Regions from separate parts of the Mus musculus genome. Here region 1 is linked to region 2. Evidence: chromatin loops called from intact Hi-C (ENCODE). Cell type or tissue: heart. All regions are shown on one strand.

Region 1 (8,000 bases), 51 kb after region 2:
GATCATAATTTGATCCCAGGACCCATTCAGGATGGATCACCACTGTCTGTATCTCTGGCTCCAGAGGATCTTACATCCTCTTGCAACCTCTGTGGATACCCATATACATGTGGCAATCAAGCACATAGATGCACACTAATACACATGAGGTAAAAGATGCCCTTACAGACATCTAGATATAAAGACTCTTTGCTTTGATCACTGTCTGAGTCTTCATTGTTATCCCCCACAATGCTTTTCCAAGGGAACCCTGTGTCTCCAGCTACACTGGGCTGCCCCTTCTAACTAACCACAGTGGCTTACACCTCTGACTTGATGTCAGAGCATCCTCATGTCCTGGAGCATCTTTATTTACCTGAATCCTAATGTCCCTTCAAAAGCTAAAAAAACAGCAGCCTTGCAAAAATGATTGCTATGACATCAACAGCCTCTTAGCCATTAAAGGAGACAGAACAGGTCTTGAGTCCCGCCTAGTTCAATCTCTTGAGAAATATCACCCTAAAAAAATTGCATTTCTCAGATTTGTCATTATTTCTCCCTGTTAGTTATTTTCTCTTTTTCTCTCAGTGACACAAATATAGGTCAGATCAAACTGGATTAAAAGCAGACAAACACAGGTTTATTAAGCGCTGCTCCAGAGTGGGTTCATCAAAGAACCGAGCTGAGGAAATCGAGTGTCCAGGCTAAGGCGAGGACATTTTACAGACTTCAGATGAGGAGTGGTGACCTCAACCAGGAGCAGGAATTGTGTCCAATTATGTCAAACGCTCAGGCCCTGGGCTGGCACGTGGGTGGGCCAGACATGTCAGAAAGGCAGGTTTTGTCAGCTGCCAAAAATACAAGATGGGGCTTTTGGCACAAGTCCTTGGCTCAAAGTTTTCTCAATGCAGGTGGGGCTTGGGGAAGAGGGCTGTCTGCCGCTTGTGAGGAACAAGCAAGGGTTCCAGCCTCCAGCCGAACACGCCAGACTCAGGACTCCCATGTTTGAACACAACATGTCAGGGACAGCTTGTTCGCAACAATTAGTAGCCATTTTTAAACATTGCCACTTCTTACAGCAATATCAGCAATTAGAGCTAATGAGAGCCGACAAATTTGCTCAAGGGAAACACTGGAAGAGCCAGAAATCTGTAGTGGATTCTGAAAAGATCCAACATAGTCCTGGAAAATTGAGGGTCAACGTGCATGTTCAAGGTTATATTTCTGCTCAGGAGAGGTAGAAGGCCCTGAACTCCAACTGCTAGCCAACACTGGAATTCTGCTTGGGATTCTACTCAAGCAGGAACTAAGAGCTAAGTGACCCATGAACATGAACCTTCAAGATGATGCTTGTCTGTCCACAGGGCCTGGCCGCATGGGCCAAGGGAAAGTATTGGTTCGAGTCATTCAGAAACATCAGACACTGACATAATCAAACAGATAATTTAGTTGACATGCAACAGTAATGCAGAAAGTTACTAAGCAAAAAAGCAATAACATCTACAACAAAATTTGAGTAGCTTTGGAGGAATGTAAGATGGAGGCATGGCATATTATTGTAAATTTCTAAATAACCAAGTAGTTGTTTTATTATAATTATTTTGAAAAGGGTGTCTGACCCAGACTAATCCCAAACTCCTTAAGGAAGGTAAAGAGGGCCTTGAACTTGTGATTGTTTGGTTGCCATCTCCTAAGTGCTAGAACTATAGGCAAGAACTCCATACACAACCAGTTAATGTGTTGTCAGGGATCAAACACAGCCTTGTGTAGGCTAAGCAAGCATGCTGTCTATGGACCTATATTCTCAGCTCCTACATGTCTGGTTTTAAACAACAAAAATAAGAGTGCAGGGCCCAAACAGGTTAAAAAAGCAGAAACTACAAACTTTTCTTGAGAGAACACGGGCAATAAGTTTACTAGAGAAAAGCCTTTTAATTGTAATATTTTAATGTATCTCCAAGAATTCCAAGCAGGAGTATGTCTTGGACCCAAAAAGAAAAAAGCAAGTTAATTGTCTCATGATTTATTATAAATATAGGTATGTGTGGTATAAAAAGGAAGGAAAAAATTTACATTTCTGATCGTTGATAGCTGCATGCTTTCTGAAAGTTGTGCTTTTTCACATCTGTGCTTCCAGAAAGACAAACAGAAACAGGGCACTGACTGGGCATGAGTGTGTTCATAACCGATGGATGCTGTGAGTTTATTCTTCTTCCCATGGCCTTGTGTACATCTCCCCAAAGTCCATGTGAGCCATAGCCCACGGCTACAGGGCAAATCTGTGGTGCTTAATGGATTTCTTTATAATCCTCCACAAAAGCATGTATTGGTGTTCATCAAACTAAAAGCATGCAATCCATCCGATATTGATATTTATATTAAAAGCACCACAATGTAGATGATTAAATGGTACAAATTTCACAGTGAAAAATTTTGCTTTCGGATTCTAATTAGAACCAAAGCAAACCTATGAATTCTCATTAACCCGTGTGGATTATCTCGTACCTTAATAATATTAAGAAAATTCCTTCCTTCCCTGTGTTGTTCCAAAGGATTCAAGAAAAGAAGATAGGAGTACTTGAATTGGACAGTTTTCTCCCTCCTAGGTTGGGGACAGGCCTGTGCCAGACACAAACACAGCTGTGATCGCCTCTGAAGGTCACCACAGAGGCTCACAGGATGCTGTGGGTGAGACTTAGGGGGCGGGATGTGCTGCTGGGTGACCTTAAGTCCCTTCAGTGTGTCCTGCTATCCCGGGCTATTGTTCTGGAAGGGAGCCAGGGGCTCAGGGCACAGAGGATGCAGGTGGTTCTTTCCAGAAAGGGTCCTTGCCCTGATGCTGGGACCTTGGGTCATAAGAACTGCTACTGGTTTAGGTGAGTTCAGCTGGCAGTGGGGCTTTCTGGCTTGCTCTTTGTTTCTGTTCAACTGCGCCCTTAGAATAGATGCACGTGTGCCAAAGCAAAACCCACACCAGCTAACTGAGCTGATTCAAGTTTGCCAGAGTCACCAACATGCCTCAGCTGAAGTTCATCCCAGGTTCCACCCATGCGACAGGGGAGGTGGCTACCAATGTTATCTCTCAAGCCACGGCTCTGTCCCTATCCTGGTAGCCTTGACCTCTCTACCTGATACGTGAAGAACCTGGCCAGAGAGTGAGGTCTCCCAGGGCAGTGGAGGTAGCTGAGTTAGTGAGGAGTTACTGCAAGCATGGGGACCTAATTTTGGATGCCAGCTCCCATGAAAAAGCTGAGCTGGTCGTTAAGTCTATAACTCTAGGACCGGGGCATCAGAGACAAACAGGCAGATCCCTGTAGGTTGGTGTGTATTCTAGTATTCTAAAGAAGAATTTGGATCAGAAAATAAAAGAGAGGGAGAAGATATCAGATGTCTGCCTCTGGCCGCTATGCACAGGAACAGATATGTTCATATTCACCTACAGGTATCCACACATACTACATATACACAAACATATAGTCACATGTACATAACACTAAACACACACACACACTAAAAAACCAAAAGACTATAACCCTCTTTCCTAGAGGTGACTCTGGAAGAGGGTACCACTCCCATTCCGCTGGAGACAAAAGCTACAGCCTGCTCACAGGAGGGGCCTGGAGCTGGACCCGAAGCTCCATGGAATCTGACCTCTCAGTCCCCTCACCCCACCCAGGATACAAATAAATTAGGAAGAAAGTATTTTCTCCTAGAGTTTGTTAGCTTCCTGCACCTCCAGACTTCCAGCCTGTATGTTGTTCTCCACTCAAGACCGTTTTCATATAAATAAGGGATTCATTGTGACTCCTTTAGCCAGAGTTAAAATTCCATTTAAAAATAAATTGAGTTCCTGAAATATATGTATTGGCAGCTGTGGCTGCCCAGAGCCTGATCGCATTTTGCATTTAACAAGGTGGTGTTTGCCTTGACAGGCTCTGTTCTTCTTCATACATAAATCAGCAGGGGGATGTTGGAAGAACCCAAATCTCTCATCGGTCCCCTCCCTCCAAGTACGCATCCTGAAGCAGGCGAAGAAGTGACTTTTGAGCCGGTGTCATTTCGCAGGACAGTGTTATTTACAGAGTTGGACTGTGGCAGTGCCAGCTGTAAATCCAGACAGGAAATGACAAGAGGAAGAGCCAGGAATTGACTTCTGACAGGAAGCATCCAAGTGACAGGATATTTTAAAAATGTGTGTGTGCGCGCGCGCGCGTGTGTGTGTGTGTGTGTGTGTGTGTGTGTGTGTGTGTGTGTGTGTACATGCATATGCATGTTTGGGTAGTGCAAATATGAGTGCCATGTGAGTGTGTGCCTATGTTTGAGTGCTATGCATTCATGTGAATGGGCATGTATAGCCAAACACACTCATATGTATCTGTCTACATATATGCCTGTGTATATAGGTATGAAGTAGGGTGTTTACTGTAAGCTGTGCTCCTGTTCCCAGAAATAACAATTCTGAGGCTTTATTATATTTAAGAACACCTTGGCCATAGGTTTGGGCTCATTCTCCAACTAGATCATAACTTGGTATCTCGTTTATTCTAATCTAAGCTCTGCCACGTGGCTGGTTACCTCTGCTCAATTTCCATGCTCTGTCCTCTTTCATGTCCTGGGGTGAATCTCCTGACTATTTCCCCCAGAATTCCTCTCCCTCTCCCTCCTTCCCCCTCTCTGTCCCCCATCTCCCTCACCCCTTTATCTCTCTCCCTCCCCCTCCTTCCTCTCCCTCTTCCCCCCCCCCTTCTCACTTTCTTCGGTGTCTCACCTTCTAATCCTGCCTCAGGATTAATTAGCCTAGCCTTTTGATTGTCATGAGACTGCTTCCACACACTGCACAAGAGATTCCCTCCACATAAGCGTGCATGTGTGTTGTAAGATTAGTATGCATTTTTATTTGGTTTACTTTTTCATATCTACTTTCCATAAGCTCCTAGGGGTGCTACCACCATCTCAGCTTGAACACATTATGCTTCTCTCTGTGGCTGGGACTGCAGCTGACCAGGTCTTTGCCTTTGGCCCTTGTCTTTTGCTGATCATTTTGTTTCACGTATCTCATGAAAGGGAGCTTGTGTCTGCAATTCTAACCATCTCGATCTGCCCCCTAACTCTCTTGGAACACTTTGGCCCTTGTTTAAAATGCCCATGATGCTAGGAAGCACCGTTGTCACTTCTTATTTTACAGTGGTAACACTTGTGGAGGGGCCCATTCATTTGACATCTACACGGTTACTTTTCATGCAGATGTCCCTGTATGTGGCCAGAGAGCATGCTCTGGTTCATAAAGGTTTTCAGGAATGTGGGTCAGGGGTCTTCCCTCTTTCCCTTTGTGTCAGCCATTGAGACTGACATTAGCTTTGCAGGAGAGAACATGGCAGCTGCAGTGAACATGTGCAGGACGGCTAGGAGCAGCCAGCTGAAGATGAACCACCGGAGTGAGGTGAAGGGGCAGTAGAAGGCCAGGAATGAGCTCTGGTGGGAAGGAGATGGGGGAAAGAACTAGAGAGGTGTGTTGCTCCTCTCCCACCCGAGCACCACCCGTGAGGACTAGCATTTGACTCTGGAAAGGAGGGATGCTCTAGGCACCACCCAGTTCCCTCCCTCACCTCTGGGAGGAAGGGTTCTTAACAGAGCACCGTGGTCCAGGGAGAAGAGTTAACTTCCAGTTCTAGTGTGTGGAGTTTATCAAATGGGTGAGTAGAGGCACCTATTACAAAGTTACAAAGGGTGTTACTGTTAGTTTTTTTGTTTTGTTTTGTTTTGTTTTGTTTTTTAAGAGATAAATTGTTGCAGGATATGTGATCACACTCTGAACCCTGAGATTGCTTTATTTACTGGGAAAAAAATCCTGCTTCCAGTTGTGGTGTGGCTCAGCCCTGGCATACACCTTTAATCTGAGAACTTTCTATTTATTGTAAACAGGATTATGTAAAGTCAACTATAGGTAGACAAGCGGAGCAAGCAACCAGCTGATAGCGAGTGAACACGGGAAAATACCATAGAAGTCAGGAGGATGGATAGAGAGACACACAGGCGGTGGTGGCGCATGCCTTTAATCCCAGCACTTGGGAGGCAGAGGCAGGCGGATTTCTGAGTTCGAGGCCAGCCTGGTCTACAAAGTGAGTTCCAGGACAGCCAGAACTATACAGAGAAACCCTGTCTCAAAAACAAAAAGAGAGAGAGAGAGAGAGAGAGAGAGAGAGAGAGAGAGAGAGAGAGAGAGAGAGAGAGAGAGAGAGAGAGAACAGGGCATTTAGTTTGATAGTGTTTTGAGCAGTGTGGAGGAGCTTCCTTTGGGGATATGGGCTGAGGAAGAAGGTCAGCTGGGTGTTTTTTCTGTCTCTCTGAGTTAGCAGGCTCCCCCCCCCACCCCCCCGCGCCCCAGCATCTGGCTCCAGAGTCTTTATCAGTAAACTTGAACATTTGAGATTTGGTTAAAAACAACAATAAATGATGTATAATTTTTTTTTTCTAGAGAGTGAAGTGACTCCTGATGTGGATTTGGTTCATTGCTTACATTATGTTAATTGGGTTCTCAAATTACACAGGAATTCGCACATCTGCATGTAAAGATGCTGCAGGTTGCTGCCCCTAGTTGACTCTATCTGGTAAATAAAGTTATCAGCAGCCAATGGCCAGGCAGAGAGACAGACGTGGGACTTTAGATTCCCAGGCAAGGGAACCCAGGGAAGAAGGAGGATTTAGAATCACCATGCTGGGGAAGCAAAAAGATTAGGCCGGAGAGTTGGAGAAGCAAGAGCGGACAGCCATGCAGGAGCCGGGGAAGAGAGATCCCAAGGGGTCCCCTGTGGGTCTATGGGAGCAAAGATGGAATTTAGATTTTTAGTAAGTAGTAATTCAGGAGTATTGGAGGGGAGGGATGTGCAACTTGGAAATTTGGAAGTAGCCCAACGATTGAACAGCTTAGGGCATGTGAAAAGTAATGCTGTGTGTGTGTGTGTGTGTGTGTGTGTTTCATTGGAATATCCAGAGCATTTTGGCGAGTGGTGAGGAAAGCATACCATGATTCGAGCTGAGTTAACAATTAATGCAATGACTCACAGCCTTATTTTCTGCAACTGGTTGCTTGATTTCAAACAGGGGAATCACCAATCTATTCATACTTGTCATTATTTAGTGGCTCAGACAACCCCAGCAATAATGAATGGTGAGTGTGCTCAGAGGGGCCATTCTGACATTCTGAGGCTAAGAAGGGTGGAGAGCAGGGCTGGATGCTGCCCAGTGGCTGCTGTTTGCCTGGCTCCCATGACAAAGCCACACCAAGAGCTTCGGGTTGCTTCAGAAGTCCCAGGACACCTTTATTGATCCTATTCCAACTTCCTTCGAAAGGAAGGTTTTGGTCCTCCCCCTACTTCCACCCCCACCCCCACCCCCAGAATGTTTTATATTGTCTGAGGTGGTTTTTGTTATTATTTTCTAGTGCTTGGGATCCACTCCAAGGTCTACGAGTTGCTGGGCAAGTGCTGAGCCACTGAGCTGCAATCCCAGGCCTGTGAGAGTTCATGTGTTAAATTGACTGGGTTAAGGGATGCACAGGTAGCCGGTAAAGCATTGCTAGGTACCTCTGCGAGAGTATTTCTGAAAACGCCATTTCTGAATCAATGGGTTGATAAATATCTGTTCTCACCAATGTGAGTGCAACCTTCGAGTGTATAGAAGGTTCAGCTAGAATGAGAGGAACAAAGACAGTTTATTCTCCCTCTTCCTGAGTCCGCTCATTGTGTTTTGTGTTTGGAGTCCAGGCTATTGGATGCCAAGTCTCTGGTCTCTGGGACTCACACCAGAAGCCACCTCATCTCTCTGCTACTTCCTACATCCCACCCTCATCCCAGCGGCCAGGGCTGACAACTGAACTCCTTTCCAAAGTCTTCCCTGGTTCTTTCTATCTTGCAAGATCATGAGACTCTTCAGCCTTTATAATCACACAAGGCAATTTCCACATTAAATCTCATATATTATCTCCCACTGGATCATTTTCTTAGGAGAAGAACCCTAACTAG
Region 2 (8,000 bases):
GTTGGTGGAGGCCATGATCCTTTCTCACCCAGCTGGCTCCCATCACCAGTGCGCATGAAGGGTAAGCACATATGCACCTGGTTTCTGCTGAGCAAACACCCCCACCCCTGACAAAGAAGAAAGACCACTTGAGCCTTCCTAGAAGGCATCTGAGCCCCAGCTCCCCAAAAGGTGTGAAATTTATACCTAAGAATGTTCAAAAATATATTTCACTTAAATGACTTGAATTACTTCACATAAGAGGAGATACACAGTGGTGGCTTCACTTCCGGATGTCTAAGGGGCACAGTGGCCACAGCATGAAGGGACCTTGGTGGGAAACCCCAGGTGTCTGCCTGTTATTGTCACCCAAGGACCCAGTATGAGCCATCAGGAGACAGCATCCATCTCTCAGCCCCCGTGCCTCTCTGGTCTCACCAGCTCCTGCTCTGACTCCCCACAACCGCCGAATTTGATGCTGTCTTCATCTCTGGTCTGTCCTTTTTTAACCATTTGCTGGTTTGATTTGTCTTTTCCTCTCTCCTGTGTCTGAGGACGCAGGCAGGCTCTGTTAGCCCCTTTCCCTTCTTAGTAGGAGTCAGAGGAACCAGGCCTAGGGAGTGTCCTTTAGCCACTTCCTTTTGATCAGGGAGAAAAGGTGTGGTTTGACTCCCCACTTTTGGTCTCCAAGCCCTTGCTGCCAAATCTGCCTAGACACTTACGTTGTTCAATGTGTTTTTCTCTCTCCAGCATCAGCAGGCTGCTCGTGTGCCTGACTAACTGATTTTTTCCATACTTGGATAGTGATAGTGATGGGGTCCCACCATAAATGGATTCTGTCCTTCTTTTCTCCATATACCATTTGTTCTTTGCTCCTCAGTGTTTCAGAAATCCCTGTAAACACACACAGACACACAGACACACAGACACACACACACACACACACACACACACAAATAACTCCACACTTCTTGTAATTTTTGACATTTTCCAAACAGCAATTGCTTCATACACCATTTAGCTAGGTTCTACCCTAATGGGGGCAGGATCACATCATAACCGGTTTTAGTAACTCAACAAAACATTTGAGTTCAAGCCCCGCCGTTTACCAAGACCCTAATGCATTGTTCCAAACAATGAAATAGCATTCCTATCAGACAAGGCCATCTTTTTCCTGCCAGGGTCCAGTGGACCCTACTTCAGGAGGAGACACATATAAACCGGAAGCCCCGCCTCTTCCTCTTCCTCCACCTGGTCCATTTGCCAGGACACCTCCGGAAAAGCTGCTCTCCCCTCGGCTGCACTCAGCACAGACCTGCCTGGTAACTTAAGGGCTGGCCTCTGCTCACTCAGAGCCTGTCCCCAGCTCCCCTGGGCTGTTTATCTCATTCCTCTTCCTGAGACACAACAGAGTCAGTCCAGGCTCAAAACACTATCAGAACAGGACTTTTTTCCCCTGCAGATACGCATAGGAACAACTTTGGGATATAAAGACTTAAAACAATGAACATTGTTTGAGATAGAATAGGGCTAAGTCCTGTACAAACAGCTGGATGAAATATATCTCTATCTGCCACTGTCTCTGATTTAAACAATACATAAGATGTTTGTGTAAAACTTGGCATAGCTAGACATGCCTGTCATGAATTGGACCCAGCCCCTCCTGGCAGCAGCTGGGAGAAAGTGACATCTTTCCCTAAGGCTCACTTCTTGCTCTTCTGCATGCACTCCCTCCCAGGACAGCATCAGATGGGTTTTCTGACATCTGCTACTGCATCCTGCTCATGTAGCCTGGCAACAGTGACCAGGTACCCTTGCTGGAACACGCTGCTTCTCCCCAGGCAGGAGACACTGGGTCCACTTGCTCAGTTTTTCCTCATCTGTGCCTCAGGAACAGCCTACCTAGAGTAAGTCCTTAGTGTGACCTTCCCATGTCAGCTCTTGGGTGGCTGAGAGTCCATGAGAAAGCTGCAGATGAGACACAGTGGGCCTCAGGACAGTGACCTTGGCAGGGCATGGTCTTGGTTGAGGGGCTAAGTCTGGAGTTAGGGAGATATGGGTCTCTGAGGGCCCCAGCACATTCAGGCATCCTCTAATTTCGTCTTCTCTGTACTTAAAGCTCTTGTTTTTCTTTAATGTTTCCTTGCCTCTTGCAGAGAAAAGGAAAAACTAGACCAGGTCACATGTAAGCATGTGTTCACCTGTGGTCCACCTCTCTATCTGGGGTGTGCTTCTCTAGAGAAGGATTCTTGATTGCATTTGTGTGTATACAGGCACGCACATACATGCACACACATGCACATGCACAAAAAGGCACACACATACATGCCCACAATACACACACACATATATCCACAACACATACGCACACAAACACATACACACACATATACGCATGCATACTCGACTGCACAGATGTACACTTCCATGTCCACATGCACACAAACACACCCATGCATTTATACACACAAACATACACATGTCCTCCCACATGCATGCACACATGCACACACCCACACACACATATACACAGGAACAGACACACACCCCAGGGAATCTGTACCTCAAGACGTGCCGGAAAGTCACCATGAGGCAAAATGAGATAGACCCACGGGAGAAAGGGCCTGGAGGCTTTCTGAGGTTTTTGTTCCCCTTATTGCCAGTAGAGATTTCACGTCTACATCTTCTCCAGTGTCAATATGTGGGGAGTTTTGACAAGCATACCACAGAAGCCTCATACTAGAACATGAAAGGTTTGCTAACTTCCTTGGATATTGCAGACAGAGAACCATTTTAGGAAGGTCAGCTGTGGCCAGTGCGAACAGGTGTAGTATGTAGTAAGTAAAGTGACAGATGACCCAAGCCGTGGGTGTCATCAAAAGCCAAGCAGTCCACTGTGTCCGCTGGCCATTCACTTTCCTGTCTGCATGTCATGGTGATTGGATTGAGCTGAGGGGCAAGCCTTGTACGGAGTGTCAGTTGACTTCTTGATAGGATCTGGGTTGGCTCTACACAAGTGGTTGTGTGGTAGAAGTATTCATAGTCTGTGCAGCCAATACCCTGTAAAGCATTGTGCTGCTAATTATAAACACTGGCCCTCCAAATCCCAGCTTCCTCCCATTCTTCCTACATCCTCCAGATGGCCAAAGTTTGGACCTGTTCTCCCACGGGCCCCTGCATCGATAGCTGGGGCCTGCTAAGTCAGTGTCCAGGGCTCAGGTTGGAGGGTGGACTATGAGGTTGAGATTCTCTGAAGAAGTGTCTGTGCCTCCTTGCAGAAGCCATGAGCAGCCACTAGCTCCTGCAGGAGGAGGCAGGGCCTTTTGAGCTCCTCTTCCATCCACACTGGAGTTGTCCAGTGCTTGATCTCCTGCAGGTCTTGTGCAGGTCTGACAGTGGCAGAAAGACAATAGACATGGTGTCACAGTGTGTTAGAAGCCCTCTGCCCTCCCCGACTAAGGGATGTTGTGCAGGCCCCCTAATCTCTGAGCATCAGCAATTACTTCCTGTGAAACGAGATCCAGATCAGCCATTTCCAGCATTCCTATTGGAAGACATCACCAGACAGCTTTGCTTGTCACCTCCCAACTCAGGCAAGACTAGCATCTTCAGAGCAGTGTGCGGAGTCTACCCCCAAAGGGGCTCACACTGCCAAGCTAGGTACGGATAACACTGAGAGCGGAGAGCTCCATCTGACCACAGGGCAAACACAGAGACCCCCACCATGTCCACCTCAGAGAAGGATTTGTGTAAAGTTGTCTCTTCCCCTCTTGGCAGCTCCTGCTTGTGCACAGCCTCCTGGCTGCTTCACTCCAGTTTGACACAGGTAGACTCCGGGAGGGACATTTGCCCCCGGGGGCAAGGGATATTTGCCCTAGCCCCTCCCTGACACCATAGGGCCTTGTAGAGTCTAAAGCACACTTTGTTCTGCCCTCTCTGGCTTCATTTTACTGTAGATCCAGCTAAAGATAATTTTATGCACCATTTCTTTATATGCTGTTTCTCATGGGCCTGGAACATGACTATGATGTTGCATGAAGTCAGGTGAAATCAGGAATGTGTTGGATATTAAACAATTCCTTCTTAAGAGTATCCTTCTCTAGAGTGCAGGGTCTCCCTCCTTCAGCCACTCTAACAACCCCACACTGGCTAGTGAGCGAGCGAGGCAGCTCCTCCTGCTTCCACTCCCCCCACCCCGAGCTGTGAGACTCAGCCCTGGAGGCATCTACTCCTCCAGTGTGTGAAAGAGCAGACAGGCATTGCTAACACACACACACACACACACACACACACACACACACACACACACACAGAGATACACACACACACACACACACACACACACACACACACACACTTTCCCATCTTAGGCTCTTAGGCTTCCGGGGCAGGGCCCACTGCCAACGCACAGCCTCTCAGAGGCCGCTAACATCCATAACAGCTTCAAGACAACTGTCTTAATGCTCGCACCAAAATCATCCTTTATGCCCCATAAAACAAATGGCTCCAAAACCATCTTTCAGCAGCTTTATTTTCTGTTTACTAAATTACTTATTTTACAATAAACCTGATGAGAGCTATGCCTCATTATGCTCCAGTCCTACCCTAGCAGAAATGAAATAATTGTAGACTCAAGCACCTCTGGGTTGCTTGCAGGTCTCATTCATCTTCCGATCCTCTCCCTCTCTTTCAGCTTCACGATGGATATAGGCACCGTTGTCCTGCCATGAGTGGGGTCTCCGCCAACCCCATGGGTTTATACCCTGAAGGGTGTTTGGGAAGGAATTTTGTTGGAATTGGTAGCAACCATCCCACAGCGCAAAAGTGCCCGCCACATGGCACATGCCTTTAATCCCAGCACTTGGGAGGCAGAGGCAGGCAGATTTCTGAGTTCAAGGCCAGCCTGGTTTACAGAGTGAGTTCCAGGACAGCCAGGGTTACACAGAGAAACCCTGTCGCGAAAAACCAAAAAAAAAAAAAAAAAAAAAAAAGAAAGAAAGAAAGAAAGAAAGAAAAAAAGTCAAGCTTCAGCTAGAACAGAATGCTATACAATGTGAGCGTCTAATGGAGACACATGTGGCTGATATTCAACATATATTGGGTTTCAATTTTAAAACCCAGGTCAATGCTTTAAAATTTTGTCCACAGGCCCAGTGATTGCCAGGAACTACATAGTGCAAGGAAAAAAGTAACTTGGGGAAATTGCCACGGCACACATGGGCATACATACACACCATAGATAGATAGTTAGACCGTTAGATAGGTAGGTAGGTAGATAGATAGATAGATAGATAGATAGATAGATAGATAGATATCTGTAATAAAAAAAATGTCCATGAAAGTATATCTCCCACCCCAAAGGCACTGAAGGCACATCTGAAACAGCCATGGGTTTTAAAGTTATCGTTCAAAATGTATTACCATCACTAATCATTACCCTGCCCAGCCATAGCACAAAAGAGGAAAAGAAGGTTCTGGGCTGAGGATGTAGCTCAGACAGACCTCGCCTAGCATGCACGATCCCCAGGTTCTGTTCAAGCAAAATCTTAGCTTTCATCTCAAGAGAATAGGGGACAGTTGACTGTGGGGTGACCATAGCCTGGGAACTCAGTTTCAGGTGACCCCAGGGAGCATGTTCCAATGTGTAAGGGTTTAATTAAGTTTTTACAGTAGCAGAACAAATAAAGTGGAAACCAAGGTGTCTTTAAAATATATTGGTGGGAACATCTGGTCGACACGGACAAGTCATGCCACTATCCTGATGTCTGTGTCTCAGGTGTCCATGGGCTTTGTGCATAGCCTTTGGGCTGGTAGCAGCTAAGGACTCTATCTGTATAACCCACAATTGATTTTACCTGATACCATGAGCATGTTAAGTCATCTACAGATGTCGGCCCACAAATGGCTATTGAGGAAGCCGATAACTGTCCCAGATAATTTACCTACAGACCTACTGCATGCCAGCTCTCCACCACCACAGAGCTTCTGTCAGTCAGACAGCCCTGCAGAGTCTGACACAGGTGCAGCTTTTGTGGCTGTGTGAACCTCATTCTGATCCCCAGAACCACATAAACCAGTGTGGTGAAAGGTTAAGAGGCGGGGAAGGGCAGATCTTCAAAGCCATCTTGGTCGCACGGGTGAGTTCAAAGCAGCCTGGACTACAGGAAGTCTGTCTAACTTTTTAAAAACAATTCATAACCTATTAATACAGCTTAAATGCCTGCTTTTGTTTTTATGTTTCATTTTCCATGAGCTGTGAGCCTAGCCCTTAATAGCTGAGCAAATCTATTCAGTCCATCCATTTCTATTTTGGAACACATTGGACATCTTATAAAATAATTGATAGTCAAAAACCCTTTATCAACTAACAACATTTCTATTTTCTTTAAACTTCTTTACCAATAGAATGCTTTATTTTTATTTATAGGTATTTACTGAAGATAGGTATTTTCTTCATTTAATATATCCTTCCTAAATTTTTTTAAATGGCGTGTGTTGGTGAGGGGCTAGAGGAGGTGTGGGGTGAGGGGCCTAGGTTCGCTGCTGTTTCCGGTTCAGAGCCAAGGATAAGAGCACTCTCTAAGATGAGTCATTATCATTATGGCCCTCAACACAGACTAAGCAAGTAGAGGGTCTCCTCAAAACCAGAGCAAGATGGAAAGATGGAAACCGAATTTGAACCTGGCTATAATGGGCCCCAAGTCACAGTGGCTTCCTTGATATCTATATCTACCTCGTCGAGTTTGATCTCCTCTGGTTCAGGAGAGGTCAGATTTTCAGAATACAGATTCTAGATGCCAGGGTTTCAGCCTCTGTTGGTGACCACAGTCTCCTCATTTGACATGGCTCATAGTACCCTCTCTGCACCCTGGGATTAGAGCCTTGACATCCTTGCAGGGAGTATCATTTAGGGTACAAGGGCTTATAGTATATGGATGGAGTGGTCTTCGAGGACAGCAGCCATCCGCATTTATCTCTTCAGGATAATTCTGAGACCAGGCTCCGGTCTTACATGCTGCATCAGTGCCTGACCCCTTGCTTTTAGCATTCTTTGAAGATGAGAAGGAAAGAGAGAAAGCAAGGGAGGACATGTATGGAATATGCCATGTGTAGTTGGGAGGAGGATGGTGTCATGGAGCTATAGCCACTACTCAGATCCAAGCACATTCCACGCCTAGTTTTTGTCCAGTGTAGGGCTAGTAAGTTAGACCAAGCTAAGCGTGGGCCAGTCCTCCAGGTCCTTAACATTTAGAGAAACAGTAGTTAAATCTGCAATGATCCAGAGCAACTTCCCAAGTCAATTATGTTCAGAGGAATGAAGTATGATGTTTAGGAAAGGTAATTACCCAGCCCAGCTCTATTAGCTGGGAATGGAAAGTGGGGACTGGGCAGCATTCTCAAATTCAAAGTAACTTAAGATGCAGTGTTTGAATCAGGCGTGTAGCTCATTGGTAGAGTGTTGCCTAACATGTGTATGTATCCCAGAGGCAAAGAGACACAACATACCACATAGACATGAACACACACACACACACACACACACACACACACACACACACACACACACACAGAGAGAGAGAGAGAGAGAGAGAGAGAGAGAGAGAGAATATTCCAGGTGATGTAGTCTAGCTCTTCATGTTTCTCATTCCTTGCTATTTGAGCCTCTGGCTCCTCTATCGATCATTATAACAGTCGATGAGAGGATAGAAAATCTACACATTGATCAATCAATAGATGTCTATACCATTAGGAACCACACATTCCTTACATACAGACACACAACACATACAGATTTACACAGAGATACATACACATCAACTCACACAGACAGACACATATACTCACACACAAATAGACTCAGACACACACTCACACAGACACATAGACACAGATACACAGACACACACACAGAGAGAAACACACAGACACATATAGACATGCACAGAGACACACACACACATTTATATACATAGACATAAATATAGACTCACACATGCAGATGCATACACATACACACACAC

What was found. A loop is a pair of places that touch in the nucleus more often than their neighbours do. Peaks named below come from ENCODE experiments on the same cell type or tissue, not always from the same donor. Only the 100,000 strongest peaks of a DNase experiment are listed, where the experiment ranks them.
Region 1: a loop joins it to region 2, with 5 times the contacts of the local background. A loop is called at or near these places in 7 of 42 quality-filtered maps.

Annotation. Positions count from the first base shown.
Region 1 is chr17:67,562,336-67,570,335 of GRCm38, forward strand. All of the region lies in intron 2 of Gm36201 (predicted gene, 36201), which reads right to left. Among named protein-coding and RNA genes, the nearest start is that of Gm36201, 63 kb to the right of the region's middle. In heart, no CTCF peak of the experiment used is centred here; DNase peaks (open chromatin) are centred at 2,716, 3,606 and 4,116.
Region 2 is chr17:67,511,613-67,519,612 of GRCm38, forward strand. No RefSeq gene overlaps it. Among named protein-coding and RNA genes, the nearest start is that of Gm36201, 110 kb to the right of the region's middle. In heart, no CTCF peak of the experiment used is centred here; DNase peaks (open chromatin) are centred at 609, 1,239, 3,029, 3,459 and 2 weaker places; H3K27ac peaks cover 2,468 bases.